2 separate regions of the Homo sapiens genome follow, and region 2 is linked to region 1. Evidence: chromatin contacts called from ENCODE Hi-C or POLR2A ChIA-PET data. All regions are on one chromosome and are shown on one strand. Each heading gives the region's core, a stretch centred on a gene start or an enhancer-like site at or near the end of the contact. The rest is flanking DNA. Distances are from core to core; before and after follow the strand shown. Region 1 holds the start of TMEM135 (transmembrane protein 135). Region 2 has its middle 26 kb from the start of EED.

The links. A loop is a pair of places that touch in the nucleus more often than their neighbours do. ChIA-PET counts read pairs that join two places held with the same protein, here RNA polymerase II (POLR2A). Pooled maps may share reads with other maps.
Region 2: a loop to region 1 is called in a pooled map, with 2.9 times the contacts of the local background. The contact joins the enhancer-like site here to the promoter of TMEM135 in region 1. A Hi-C loop is called at or near these places in 2 of 50 pooled maps. POLR2A ChIA-PET finds 5 or more read pairs at or near these places in 2 of 52 experiments (BJ and Panc1).

What each region holds. Positions count from the first base shown.
Region 1 is chr11:87,033,958-87,041,264 of GRCh38, forward strand. TMEM135 (transmembrane protein 135) reads left to right here and starts at 3,977. Exons shown (of 15, transcript NM_022918.4): 1 at 3,977-4,229. The coding sequence starts at 4,089. It overlaps LOC105369422 (a long non-coding RNA gene), which reads right to left and starts at 3,838. Exons shown (of 5, transcript XR_007062827.1): 1 at 3,667-3,838. RefSeq lists an enhancer at 3,452-3,952 and a silencer at 3,609-3,998.
Region 2 is chr11:86,215,608-86,222,770 of GRCh38, forward strand. No RefSeq gene overlaps it. Among named protein-coding and RNA genes, the nearest start is that of EED, 26 kb to the right of the region's middle. Within about 2 kb of position 3,029, at least 4 of the 41 ENCODE cell types and tissues checked have a DNase peak (open chromatin) inside an H3K27ac peak, as active enhancers do.

The sequences.
Region 1 (7,307 bases), core at 2,727-5,226:
GATTAGTGTCGTTAAATCCTCTGCATTAGATCTTAAGAGCTCTTCCATTCTTTTTCGTTGACATCTTCAAAACTAGAATCCTACAAGAGCAACAACTTTGTGTTTTTTTTTTTTTTTTCATTCTTCCATCACAAAGAAAGGGGCAACAATTTTCATCTTGGCGTTTCTTCAAAGCCTTTGAATTCCATCATAAATTGCCAGATTAGTTTTCTTCATCCACTGTGCACCTTCTTTGGAGAAACTCTTTGCTTCACCTTGTTGATGAACCCTAAAGCCCTCCCTGCGTTTTTTTAATGAAAAAGAAGAAACAATGAAGCCCCCAGAAAGTATCCAATCAAGCCACTGTCATAGCCAACCTAAAAGAATAAATGACCCATGCAGATGCAATGTTTAACATTATCTTTAAACTTAATGGTGGCATGAAGAGAAGGCTTTCTTTTAAAAAACAGCCTGCTATATCTTATAATACCATATAAAGAAATTTACAAATGTAAGCTACTGGTTTAACTGCATACTGCTCCATTTTGCAATTTTTTTTGCATCCTAAAGCACAGATCATCTCCCCTGAGGATTTATCAATGCCTTCCTGTTTTGGAATCTCCATAGCAGCACTAGAAAAGATAGAGTATCCTTTCTTTTGAACTTGGGAGTTTCCCTGAAATCACCCCTTTGCCACCCAGCTCATCAGCATTGTCCCCTTTGGCACCATCCCCTTTTTCTCAAATTTCTTTATGCTTCAAGTCTCCATTTAACAGTTAATTAGGACCAGGTGTGTTGGTGCACACCTGTAATCCCAGCAGTTTGGGAGGCTGAGGTGGGTGGACAGCTTGAGCCCAGGAGTTCAAGAGCAGTCTGGGTAACACAGGGAGACCCTACAAATAATTTAAAAACATTAGCCAGGTGTGGTGGCGTACCTGTGGTCCCAGCTACTCAGGAGGCTGAGGCAGGAGGATCTCCTGAGCCCAGGGGATATAGGCTGCTGTGAGCTGTGATTGCGCCACTGCACTTCAGCCTGGGTAGCAGAGTGAGACCATGTCTCAAAACAAACAAAAAACAGTTAACTAAAAGAAACCACCTGGTTTTAATTGTAATTTTAAAATTTCCTTATTTATTAATGTGTAATTGCTGGGCCACATAGTAAACATATTGTTTATTATCAGGCATGAAAACTATATTGTGCTATTACATTCAGAAGCAACTGAGAGTTAACAATCATATTAAAAATTTTTTTTTTTTTGAGACGGAGTCTTGTTCTGTTGCCCAGGCTGGAGTGTAGTGGCACCATCTCGGCTCACTGCAACCTCCGCCTCCCAGGTTCAAGTGATTCTCCTGCCTCAGCCTCCTGAGTAGCTGGGATTACAGGTGTCCACCACCATGTCTGGCTACTTTTTGTATTTTTAGTAGAGATGGAGTTTCACCATAGGCCAGGCTGGTCTTGAACTTATGACCTCAGGTGATCCACCAAGCTCAGCCTCCCAAAGTGTTGGGATTATAGGTATCAGCCACCGTGCCCAGCTCGTATTAATTGTTTGGTGAATAAGATGTTATTTGTATAGTATTGTACATCTTAACATGATCATTTTTTGTTAATATTTGATACTATGTTTTAAATACTTGTTAAGAATTTTTTGGTTGATATGTAATGCATTTTATTTTTTCCCATTTAAAACTAAGTTCCTATTCAGCATTTTCTTGTGAAAGGATCACAGATATTCAGGAATGGATTATTGAAAAAAAATAAGCCTGCACTGCTATTTCTGTAATTTTTTGGATAAGTTTATGCTGTGTTTTTGATCTTCTTAGTTTCTGAATTGGAGATTTGAAAAAAATTGTGATTATCTTGTTCCTATTCTACCATTGTATATTGGATGTGTTGAGGCGGATGATAACTTTATCATGAGATCTGCATCTGGTCCTGAGGAATATTCTGGACTTTGGCTAGGATTCAGCAACTGCATGGAATTTTAGGTTGTCTCCCTTGGAAAAGGGAAGGTATGTCTATCTGTAGAAAGAATGGTGTGCCCGGATATTTGGGTAGCCAGAGACATAGAACTATGGCAGACACTGCTAGTTGCCTCTAATATCTGTTTTTTCCATTTTGCTCAGTAATAAAACCTCAAATGTTAGCTGGGCATTTGTCCCATTAATTAAAAAAGATTGTATTCACCATCCTCTCTTGCAATGAAGTGTGGCCATGTGATTAAGCTTTGTCCAAGGAACGTAAGTTGTAGTAGTTTGTATGGATCTTCTGGGAAGTTTTTTTAAAAACAGGAAGTATGCCCTTTTCTCCCCGCCCCCGCCCCCCCGTTTTTTTTTTTTTTTTTTTTTTGAGATAGAGTCTCTCTCTGTTGCCAAGGCAACAGTGGTGTGATCTTGGCCCACTGCAACCTCTGCCTCCTGAGTTCAAGCGATTCTCCTGCCTCAGTCCCTGAGTAGCTACGATTACAGGAGCGTGTCACCATTTCTGGCAAATTTTTGTATTTTTAGTAGAGACAGGGTTTCACCATGTTGGCCAGGCTGGTCTCAAACTCCTGACCTCAAGTGATCCACCCGCCTCAGCCTCTCAAAGTACTAGGATTACAGGTGTGAGCCACCGCGCCCGGCCTCTCTTCCCCTTTTGCTGGTCTTCCTGGCTAGCATGTTGATGTCATGTTATTTTCTAAGTTAGGGTGGAAATCACAGGTAGCAGATGGCATAGCAAACTGTCACAAAGAGGCTGGGATCCCTAATCGTTATGGAGCCACCATTTTATTCTAGGACTGCCTACCTTTACCTGAGAGAAAGATACTTTTATCTTTTTGCCATTGTTGTTTTGGACTTTTCATCTGAGTATTTCTCTTTTATTTTCTTCAAACAACTACACCTATCTGATATTATCTTGTTCAGTTTTCTTTGTTATTTTCTGTCTTCTCCCTCTAGAATACTAGCTTCGTGAAAATAAAAATCTTGTCTCTCTTGTTTCTGTTTGTTTCCTTAGCACAGTGCCTGGTAAATAGTAATGACTCAGTAAATATTTGTAGATGAATGAATGAAGACTAGAAGATTCGAATGGAATTCTTCTAAAGGTAGTTCGTTTCTGCTTTAAGAGACTATGGAATTTAGAAATCCAAAGAAACTGGCAGGTTTGTTACATGTGAGGAGATTGACAGAGGGGTTATATGACTCAAGCAACACAGGACCCTTGTCTTGCTAATTGTTGGCCAAGTTCCCTAGCCAGGTCTGAGTTCTAACACACGACTGCCGCCTCTACTGTGTGTGCTGTTTGGTTGATAAGCACCTATCAAAGATGCTGTAGACAGGATTGCTCCGTGGCCTAAGGTTTGGACAGGATGACCTATTGCCCTTCCCCACACACGGTCGGGGTATGAACATAGCTGAGACTTTTCAAGCCTTCGCAGGTATCACAGAGCTTGGAAAGCCCAGCACTTGGGGGTAGTTAGTTGCAACTAGCAGGCAGCCCTAGCTGTTTATTACCTGGGACTCTCGGGAAGGCAAGCTCCCGGTGCTGGGGAGGACGTTTGTCCCAGGCATTCCTCTGGCAACCCTCTTCCTCCACCAGCTCCCAACAAAGACATTTAATCCCTTTCTTCCACTACCCTCCGCTCTACTTGGCTTGCAGTTGGAAGCTGAAGTACAATTTGACCCAAGCCACCCCCTACTGCGCACCTGCCATAGCGCTTGCGCCCCGGAGCCGGGCACGGCGTCGCGGGGGTGGGGAGGCGGCTCGTCCCCGAGCTGCGCTCCCTCGCGTACAGCCTCGGCTCTGGGTGCGAAGATCCTCTCTGCCTCCGCTCACCCAGCCGCGCCGCCGCGCGGGAACGCGCCCCAGCGGATGCCCTCTTGAGGGAGCGCGCACGCGCCGCCTCTCCCCGCCTCCCCGGTGCGCGTCCCGCCCCCTTGAGCTGCGATACGCCGAGCGCTCAACATCCGAGGACTTTGGCCCAGAGTAACCCCGCTCTCGTGACCTTTCCCCTCCATTCCGCACCTCCGAGTGCTGGCCGGGCGAGAGGCTGGCGGCTGGGCTCTCGCGCCCCTCCCTGCAGGGCTCAGGCTCTCCCCCTCCTGTCTTCTCCGCGCTGTTCCTCGTCATGGCGGCCCTCAGCAAGTCCATCCCTCATAACTGCTATGAGATCGGCCACACTTGGCACCCTTCCTGCCGGGTCTCCTTCCTGCAGATCACCGGGGGCGCCCTGGAGGAGTCCCTGAAGATCTATGCTCCTCTGTACTTGGTGAGACCCGTCACCCGTCCCGCAGGGCGAGTTTAGTCTGGAAGATGGGCCGGGGGCTGCAGTTGGTGCTCCCGAGGGGCTCTGGGGGACTTGCCTTGTGTCGGGCTCTCTTTTGGAGGGGTCGGAGTGTTTTGGGGGGTCGGTAGGGGGAAGGGGGAGGTCGCAAGGGAAGGATATACCAATTCCTGCAAGGGAGAAGGAGGAGGGGAATTAGAGATTGAGCTGTCATCTGAATGCCTGTTGCTAGGAAGAGGATGGCTCCCAACTTTTAGAATTAAGTTTAGGACACTTAAAAACGTTAATTCAAAGACCAGCCTTATTTTCCTCTGGCCTGCCTTGTGATGGAGAGGTATTTGTAGGTCAGCGAGGCTATGAGAAGGACCTGCAATCTTTCCTCATCTAGTTTCCCCTGTTTTATTTTGCTTTTTTTTTTTTTTTTTTTTAATGAAGAAGGCATATTTGGCCCTAAGTCCCTGTGGCCTCAGATCTTGACTCAGTTTTGAGATGACAGGATTGTGATTTGGGGGTTTTGCAAGTGTTTTTGCAAGTTCACAGAACAGACTCCTGGGTTGAGATTGTGTGTGGTGATTTAAAGGGTGATGCCAGTCTTTCAGTCAGTGAACTTGGTTAGGACATCTGACTTTGTGTCACCTAGGACCTTCTGTTACACAACTTTACATACAGGGCAATTAATAGGGAATATTTGGCAGTATGTATATGTAACACTGAGGACTATTAAAGATGCTCTTAAATGTTCTCCGCAAAATCTTTTTTTCAATAATCTTATCCTTGATATTAAAGATTTATTATTACTTTGGCCATTGAAGTGCATTGTCTCATTTTCTTGCCTTACAGTTTGTGTCCTAAGAAGACAGATCATATTTTTTGTATGTCTTCTAAAAGTTTCAATATTCAGCAGATGATCAATTATTATTTCTCATTGAAGTAATTTAGATTTATACCCTAATGTTCCTGAAAGTGTGTCATGGCTGTATCTGTAGTACTTCTTGAAAAGTCTGATTATGTATTTCAGAGATAACACAGGAGAAGGTGATGACTTTGTTTGAGGTTGCAGGCACCCATTTCATTTTTATTGTATAGACTGATGCTTCTCACATTTTCATGTATGTTAGGAATCCTCTGAGGATTATGTTAAAATGGGGGTTCTAATTCATTAGGTCCTGGTGGGGCCTGAACCTCTGCTTTCCTAACAAACTCGTGGTAATGCTGATGGTGGGGGCTGCACTTTGAATAATAAAGATCTAGAGTAGAGGCCAGTAATTGTTATTGGAGCTGGAAATTTTTTCCTTGATTTTCTTTGGCAAAGATTCATGTTTATCTGCTTTTCCACATTCACTGTGGCCAGTCTATGTCTCAGAATTTTTCTTTTTATTTTTGGATACAGGGCCTTGTTGTATTGCCATTCTGGCTGGAGTGCAGTGGCGCAATCACGGCTCACTGCATAAGGCTCAGATTTGTAAAAAATAAAACATCTACAAACATTATTGAGCTCTTGATATACAACTATAGAAAAGATTGTTCCTGCTGTGAGAGGATTATGATATAGGTGGAAAGAGAGTTTATGCTATCTACTTCTCCCTCTGAAAATCCATAGCACTTTTCATTCATTAATTCATTCACTTAACAAATATTTGTTGAATGCCTGATACTTGTTATATCAATAGCCTAGACAATTTATGGATTATAGTCTATGATAGGGACATTCAGGGTAGCAATAGAAACATAGGTTCTCCTACTCCAACAAGGTAGGTTGGGGGTGTTCAGGAAAAGAGTTGTGTTTTACTACTATATCTCCAACAAGATTAAGTACTTATTGAGGATAAATTTTCCATCTCATGTGGCCTTGTACCCTTACATCTGTGTATTTGAAAATTTTGGTTGCTACTCCTCGGTAGTTGTGAAATAAAATTAGTGGGAACTGAATAGCATTTTATTTTATATTAGTGAAATGGAAGAAAATAAAAAATGTTAGGACATATTGCGCATACTAAGGGTAAGCATTATTTCATGACAGTTTTGTTTCAGTTATCCATGTAGGTATGGGTGGGGCTACTTGGAGCATATAGCTGTTCTCTTTGTGAGTGTTGGATAGTTGATTAAATGTATACCCCCATGTACTAAGATGCAAGGTGGTGTGGTGGAAAGAAATTGGACTTTAAAAAGTGATCAGGCCAGGTGCAGTGGCTCACGCCCATAATCCCAGCTCTTTGGGAGGCCGAGGTGTGTGGATCACCTGAGGTCAGGCGTTCGAGACCAGCCAGCTTGACCAACATGGTGAAACCCCATCTCTACGAAAAATATAAAATTAGCTGGGCGTGGTGGCACATGCCTGTAATCCCAGCTACTCGGGAGGCTGAGGCAGGAAAATCACTTGAACCTGGGAGGTGGAGGTTGTAGTGAGCTGAGATCATGCCATTGCACTCCAGCCTGGGAAACAAGAGCAAAACTCCATCACAAAAAAAAAAAAAAGGGATCAGGGTATCAGGATTTGAATCTCAGCTCTATCATTTACCAGCTATTTGACTTTGTATATGTTACTTTATCTTTCTTTTTGAGAATTAAATGAAATCATGCATTGATGATGTATCACATATTTTCTAGTTTATCATAGGTTTTGAATAGTTACGCATATTTTTCTTCCTCCCTTCTCCGGTGGCACTTAAGAGTGAAGTTCATGGAAGGTGGGTAGGGAAGGCCTCTTGAAGTAGGTGGCCCTTGACTTGTGCCTTGAGGGTAAGGCTATACAGACATTTATTCATGCAGTAGACATTTATAGCATACCTATTCTTAATGGAGAGGAGGGAGGATAATGTAAACTGAGGCAGAAAACTAAGTGGTTTTGTAAGAGAAGCAATGAATACATTGTCTATAACAGAACGTTTGCGTACAGGAGTTGTGAGCGATAACAACTTACATTTATTATGTGCTTAGTCCTTTACGTATTTTATCTTTTTTAACCCTTACACAACCCCAGCTTATTATCCCCATTTTATAGGTAAGATACCTGAAGGTTAGAGACATTAAGTGATTCACAAGATTTAGAGCTAGTAAGGAAAA
Region 2 (7,163 bases), core at 1,779-4,278, 820 kb before region 1:
GGTTAATCGGACCTCCTTAGCACTCTGGAGTGGGCAAAAAGAAAAAAAAGAGGTTAATTAGTAGCATATAATCAATAATGCATTAAATCAGTAGATGAACCATGGAAACTGAAAATTCCCTGTGCCACCAAAGTCCCTTTCTTTTGAATGCCCTTCACCTTGCTTATGGCTGATGATGAGGTCAGAAGTCTTTCTACTGGGGCTTCTGTCTACAGCCTCCACCAGGTGCCTCTGATCCATTTTTGCCTCTAGCGCTTGACTTGGACCTCAGCTGTGGATTCTGCTTCTACTTGTGCCACCTCAGACGCATCCTCAATTGAGTTTTCAGCTACTTAAAAAGTTTGAAACTCACAGCCTACATGCAGAACATTCAAACTCTTAACCTACAGGAAGTCCAAAATCTGCACGTCAGTTCCCTTGGTATAGATGCCCTTTTCATCTCCGGATCCAATATATTAACCCTAGCTATCAAGTTTTTTTCCAGGAAATGAAACCAACTTCTGGGTTGGTGCCTTTGAAAGATCCTTAAACATAATCACATGTGCGAAGACCTTTTTCCCAAATAAGGCAACATTTGCAAGTTCCAAGGATATCTTTGAATGGCCATTACCCAGCTGACTACAGCTGCTATCATTGGCTGAGCTGGAGGATCTGTGGACTAATAGTAAGAAGGGATGGGGGAAAATCTTCCAAGAAATAGACGACTATATTGAAAGCAATTAATCTCTGGATGAGTTATTTCTTTCTGTACAATTTTTCTCCATTTTCTAAGCTCAAAGCAATGCACAGTTAATACTTGTATAATAAGAAGTATTATAGGGGAAAAAATTGTAATGTAGATCATTTATTGACATTGAAATAGTTCCGTAATCACTAAATGAAAAAAAAAGCTACAAAACAATGTAAATTTTGATGATTTTTGTTTTAAAATATACACACACATAAAGTAAAAAATAGTGAAAGTGCATGCATCAAAATGTTAATAGTAGCCGGGCCTGGTGGCTCACGCCTGTAATCCTAACACCTTGGGAGGCTGAGGCAGGAGGATTGCTTGAGCCCAGGAGTTCAAGACCAGCTAGGGCAACACAGGGATACCTTGTCTCTACAAAAAATTTAAAAATTTAGCCAGGCATGGTGGTGTGTGCCTGTAGTTTCAGTTACTCAGGAGGCTGAGGTGGGAGGATCGTTTGATCCTGGGAGGTTGAGGCTGCAGCAAGCCACGATTATGCCATGGTACTGCAGCCTGGGCAACAGAGCCAGACCTTATCTCAAAGAAAAATTTTAAAAAAAGTTAATAGTGCTTACCTTTGAGTTGTAGAATTATGACTAATTTTTGTTTTACATTGTATTTCTGGTGTTTTCAAATTTTCTGCATCAATTACTCATAAATTTTATAATGAGATAAAAAGATAAGTATTATTTTTAAAAATAAGAGAGGCCAGGCATAGTGGCTTATGCCTGTACTCCTAGCACTTTGGGAGGCTGAGGCAGGAGGATCACTTGATCTCAGAAGTCTGAGACCAGCCCAGACAACATAGTGAGACTCCATCTCTACAAAAAAATTATTTTAAAAAAATTAGCTGGACTTGTGGCATGCAACCACAGTGCCAGCTACTTGGGAGACTGAAGTGGAAGGATCACTTGAGCCTGGGAGGTCGAGGCTGCAGTGAGCCATGATCGTAGCTACTGTACTCCAGCCTGTGTGACAGAGCAAGACCCTGCCTTTAAATAATAAATAAATAGAATAAAATAGGAGATATTAGAAATTAGAAGTATGTAAATGATAGGATAAGAAGTTATTGTGTTAGAACCCATAGGCCTTCATATTAAATTATTTTAATATCAGATGGCATGCTAGAATAATAATGTGACTCCTATAACTGGAACCATAGAATAGAATTTTTTAAATGCTCTCTGAATGTATAAAGAAAAAATAAGATTTAATTGTGACATTCTGACACCCACATGCTAGGGTAAGTTCAACACCTGTGCAGGCTGCCTTCCCTCCCAGACAGTTGTGTCTGAACACCACCGTGGACTAAAACTAACAAAACTAACAATTTATGATATTGGCACCCTTCTTCCCTATGTCATTCACAGGTCTGCTTCATTCCTACGGATTAAACACCTCTCCAGGATCCTAGATTCAAGCCATTGCTTCTCGCATTTCCACCTTCTCACTCCTAAATTAAATGAGGGCTGGCTCTGTCCAAGAACACAATCTTTACTTTGTAGAGAAGGTATCTACCTCACAATTGGCTTTGCATTTCTCCAAATTCCAGACTTCTGCTGGCAGGATGTTCTAGTCCCAAAAGTGACTCCTGGCGAGGCCAGATTCTGTTCCCACCATAAGGGATGGAGCCTCACAAATATGCAGCTATGTGCCTTTGTAGTCTCAGCCTCTCAAGAGTACATTTTCTTTAGAAATAGTTATCCATCTCTGCCTGTTGGTAATCACTAATTAAAGGTTTGGGTAAGATTTCCTCGCAGCAAGAATCCTGCTATGAATTTCCTTCCTCCTAAATCTTAGTCCCTTGCGAGACCACACCAGATGCCAATCTTGTACAATTAGGAGGTGGATTCAGAATCTGCCAGGATTCTGAATCCTGCATGTGACTGCACAAGCTTCTCATCCAACACATACACAGAGGACGCTGGACAAACGCCTATGCTTTGCTGCCAGTTCATGCTGGGCTCCAAACCCTATCAGATCTCTTGCCTCAGCAGCTGGACTGAACAAAGTGGACTCCCTGAGGTTACTTTTGCCCTCCTGACTTGAGAACGTCCCAGACACCAATCCCAAGGCAGTGAAGAGATGAAAAGATGAAAGCATTACAAGAGTTAACAAAAGCCGAGTCGCCAGAGGTCACTGACGGGGAAAGTCTCTCAGCCCACTTCTGTTTATAACCACTTTATTCCTTCAACAGAATCCCCTGCAGAATCATTTCTCTAAAACCTCCATCTATATCTGAAATCCCCATTTTGTCCTGGAGTCTCTTCAGAGATCTTTTTTCTTTGGAAGGAAGGACGGAAGCCTTGAGCACCCCCTGGAGGTAGGCGTGTGCTAGTAAGCGTCTCCTTGGACTGTGGTTCTTTTTGTACCAGTTGGTAGTAGCTTTCGTACCAGTTCGTTGATACTTTTGTCACCTGGATTGCTGACTTTCGCTGGTTTCCAGTGCTGCCTCTAGGTGACCTATCTACAACTTCTATGACAGCTGACTGTCATAGGGGCTTCCACCTTCTTTGTATTCTAGCCTTGATAAGGGGAAGGATCCCTTGCCCTGCTGCAGAAATAAAACAGCCTGTTTCTCAGCCTTGTCCTCCATTTTCTCCTGTAAGACAGTTTGTTACTCATACAATTCTACTTGACATCTCTCCAACTTGCGTTGCTCCCTTCTTCTGTATCCTTATTACTGCTCTTCAATTTGTGTAAAATTATTGTCCTACCTTCAGCCCTTATCCTTATGAAAACCTTTTCCATTCTTTAAAAGCCCAGTTCACTGGCCACTTTCCCCACACCTACCTCTGAAATCCTGTAAAACTTATTTACAAAGTTCTTATCATACACTGCCTTGTATTTTAGTTATATCTGTATATATTATCTTACTGTATCCAACCAATTACCCAGCACGGTGTCTAAGATGCAGTATTCAGTTAATAATCATTAGATAAAAGTTGAATTAAGTTGTTGAGGGCTGTTTTCAAACACCCAATTTTCTAAGAATAGAGAAAACATTACTGTTAAAGATGAAAAAATACAAAGAAAGGAAGAAATAGAAGAAAGAGATGGGGCAGACAGAGATACAGGAAAGAATGGTGACTATGTAACTATAAGTCATGACGAATTCTCTCCTGAGAATACCAGTATGTTATAGAAAGAACACTGACTAAGTGTCAGAAAACTCAGCTCAAGTCCCATTTGGTTTTTAATGAACTGAATGATCACTAACCTACTCTCTGGGCCTCAGCGTTTTCTCTAAAGAACCAAAGCAGTGGGTTATATGACCTCTGAAGTTTATTACCATGTTGACATTGTATGACCATCTCTCTATTCAAGCATAGTGGTAGGATGGCGCTCAGATTGCACCTGTCACAGAGACTGGCATACTATGTGTGCTAATAAGTGCCAGTTCCTCTTTTCTTCGCACATAATGGAAATATTCTGCAACATTCTCAATTTTAATAAGGAGAAAAGTTCATCTTTATCCATTGAGGATAACATGGTAAAAGAGAATTGTACTACGTATTTAATTTAATTTTATGGAAGAATTTTTCAGTGGTTAAGTCTATTTTTAATTCCAGGTCTTGCCATATGCTGTTTCAAGGGGAAGCTTCTATTCTACAACAAACTACTTTTTGAGTCAAATGAAGAACTGAAAAATAGTTAGGCTTAAACAAATTCTTAGTCAACCACATCATGGTCTGGAAAGACACAAAAATCATTTGGCAAAGATTGCTCTAAATACAGTGAGAAAGGAGAAAGGCAGCAGGTGATGCCAATCAAAAAGGAGAATGCACTTTGGGAGGCTGAGGCGGGTGGATCACAAGGTCAGGAGATCGAGACCATCCTGGCTAACACAGTGAAACCCTCTCTCTACTAAAAATACAAAAAATTAGCCAGGCGTAATGGCGGGCGCCTGTAGTCCCAGCTACTCCGGAGGCTGAGGCAGGAGAATGGTGTGAACCCGGGAGGCAGAGGTTGCAGTGAGCTGAGATGGCGCCACTGAACTCCAGCCTGGGCGACAGAGCTGGACTCCGTCTCAAAAAAAAAAAAAAAAAAAAGGAGAATGACTTTAAATAAGATATTAGGAGATTCTGGAGAATTAAACTAAAGTTTTTGGAACCTATGACAATTGCAGATGTTCAGATTAATATGTGTAGGAACAACTTTTGTATCCGTGATTTTAAAGGAATAAGGAGTTCTATTTGTGGGACTTTTCACATTTACTAAACTTTAGTTCTTTATTTTTCTAAAAACTGATTTAATTTCACTATTTTATCAGGATGTTTTCCTGACTTACTTAAAAGAAGTCTAAACTACCTGCCATTCCTGCAAAAACATGGTGTTCTTTCACTCGTCTGTGTTTTTGTGGGTGCTGTTTCCTTCTCCTGGAAGTCCTCCCTCCTATTCTACCCTCCAAAACCTATTTTAAATCTCTGTGAAGACATGCTGTACTCCAGTCAGCAAAGTAAGTTGCTCCACTGTGGTCCACCAGTCTTGGCTCATAGCTCTCTTATTTTCATAATCACTGAGGCCCTCACTGGGTGAACACCAGTTACACCCAGTTGGGCATCAGTGTAGGATTTGAGGAGGAAGCTGATTAGGACACCAGCACTCAATTATAAGAAGCTAGGAGCCTTTCTTTATTGAACATCTAATACTATTATCTGTTAAAAAACTTTATTTAATGTTTTCCTCTGATGCTGTTCTGAGTATATTCTGAGAGGCTCTTAATAGAAGTGAAATTGTGTGGGGGAGTGGGGGGGGGATCTACAAGAGGAGGGTGCTGAGATAGGAGGGTAAAGATAAGAAACTCCAGTCCCAGAAGTCTTTGCAAGATGCAAGATCTAAGTTTACCCATTCCCATATTCTCACTTAGTTGACCTTTTATGGTTCTTCAGATTTCAGCTTCCTCAGGAAAGTGTTTCATGATCTTTCTTTTGAGAACAATCACAACATCATAAACCTCTCATCCATAGTATTTAACATAGTTGTAAATGTATCTGTATATGTGATTTTTTGATGGGCATCTGTTTCCACTAGCAGACTCATGAAAATAGAGACTTATATCTGGTTTTGCTCACCATTATTCTCTAGGATAAAACCTGGTACATAGTACGATTTCAATATTAGCAGAGCAAATTAATATTTTTGCATAAAAGGCAGTAGGGTAAACCAAATTGAAACATGGATTTGAAGGAACTGCTTAAAGTAACTTATCAGTATTGCTAATCATCAACGACAGAATCCGACAGGTTTGAGAATTTTGTGAAACGGCATGAAAGCTTTTTCCCTCCTGACAACAAACATATGGTATCTTTTCCAACATCACTTCTTCAGCTCTCTGACATCAATTGACTGTCCAACAATTCAATTAATTTCTGACATTATCTACCTGGAGTTAGCATCAGATCCCATAATTCAAAGGGTTCAGTCCTACAAGACTGCCCCCACTTCAAATGCTGTTTGCAAGTTTTGGGCCACCAGTACTTCTGACTAACCAGCTGTAAATCAGGGTTCCTTTGACCCCCTCCTCATGTTTGACAATTTGCTAGAAAGCTCACACAACTTAAAAAGGCACTTTGCTTATGTTTACTGGTTTATTATAAAGGATACAAATGAACAGCCAGATGGAGAAGTATATAAGGTGAGATTCAGAAGGGAATGTGCAGGAGCATCTGTCCCCGTGGAGCTGGGGTGCACCACCCTCCCAGTACGTTGGGTGTTCACCATCCTGGAAGCTCCCTAAACCCCATTGTTTAGGGGGTTTTTGTGAAGGTTTCATTACATAGGCATGGTTGATTAAATCATTGGGAAATGGTAAACAAATTTCATCTCCAACCCCTCTCTCCTCCTTGGAGGCTGAGGGTTAGGGCTAAAATTCCAAGCTTCTAACCAAGGCTTAGATATTCTGGCAATCAGCCCCCATTCTGAAGCAGCTGTCTAGGGGCCAAGAGCTGCTTCATTAGAACAAAAGATCCTCGCATCATCCTTATTACCCAGGAAATTCCAAGGGTTTTAGGAGCTCTGTGCCAGGAACAGGGACAATAACCAAATATATTCCTACGGTACCACAGGGTGGCAATAAATTTAAAAGTGTACATTTAAGGGTATATACAGTTAATAAGTAGGCTGTAATCATGATGCCAACAATGTTGTTAACCAAGGTTTCAAGGTAATGACAAATCATTAGGTTGCACTTGCATTTCATTGTAATTTATTAATACTAACTTCTTGAATAGACATATTAATGACATCAGCATGCCTTCACTCAGTAATTACAACCCTCTCCTTCCCACTCCATCTAGCCCCAACACCATCTTATTCTGAGTCATTTATTTGATAATTAGATGTACAGACACCCATGAGAATATGTAGCTAAATAAAAATTCTGATGCTGTGTTCCTGATAGCTTTTCTAAGGAGGCAGAGATAGATGACTT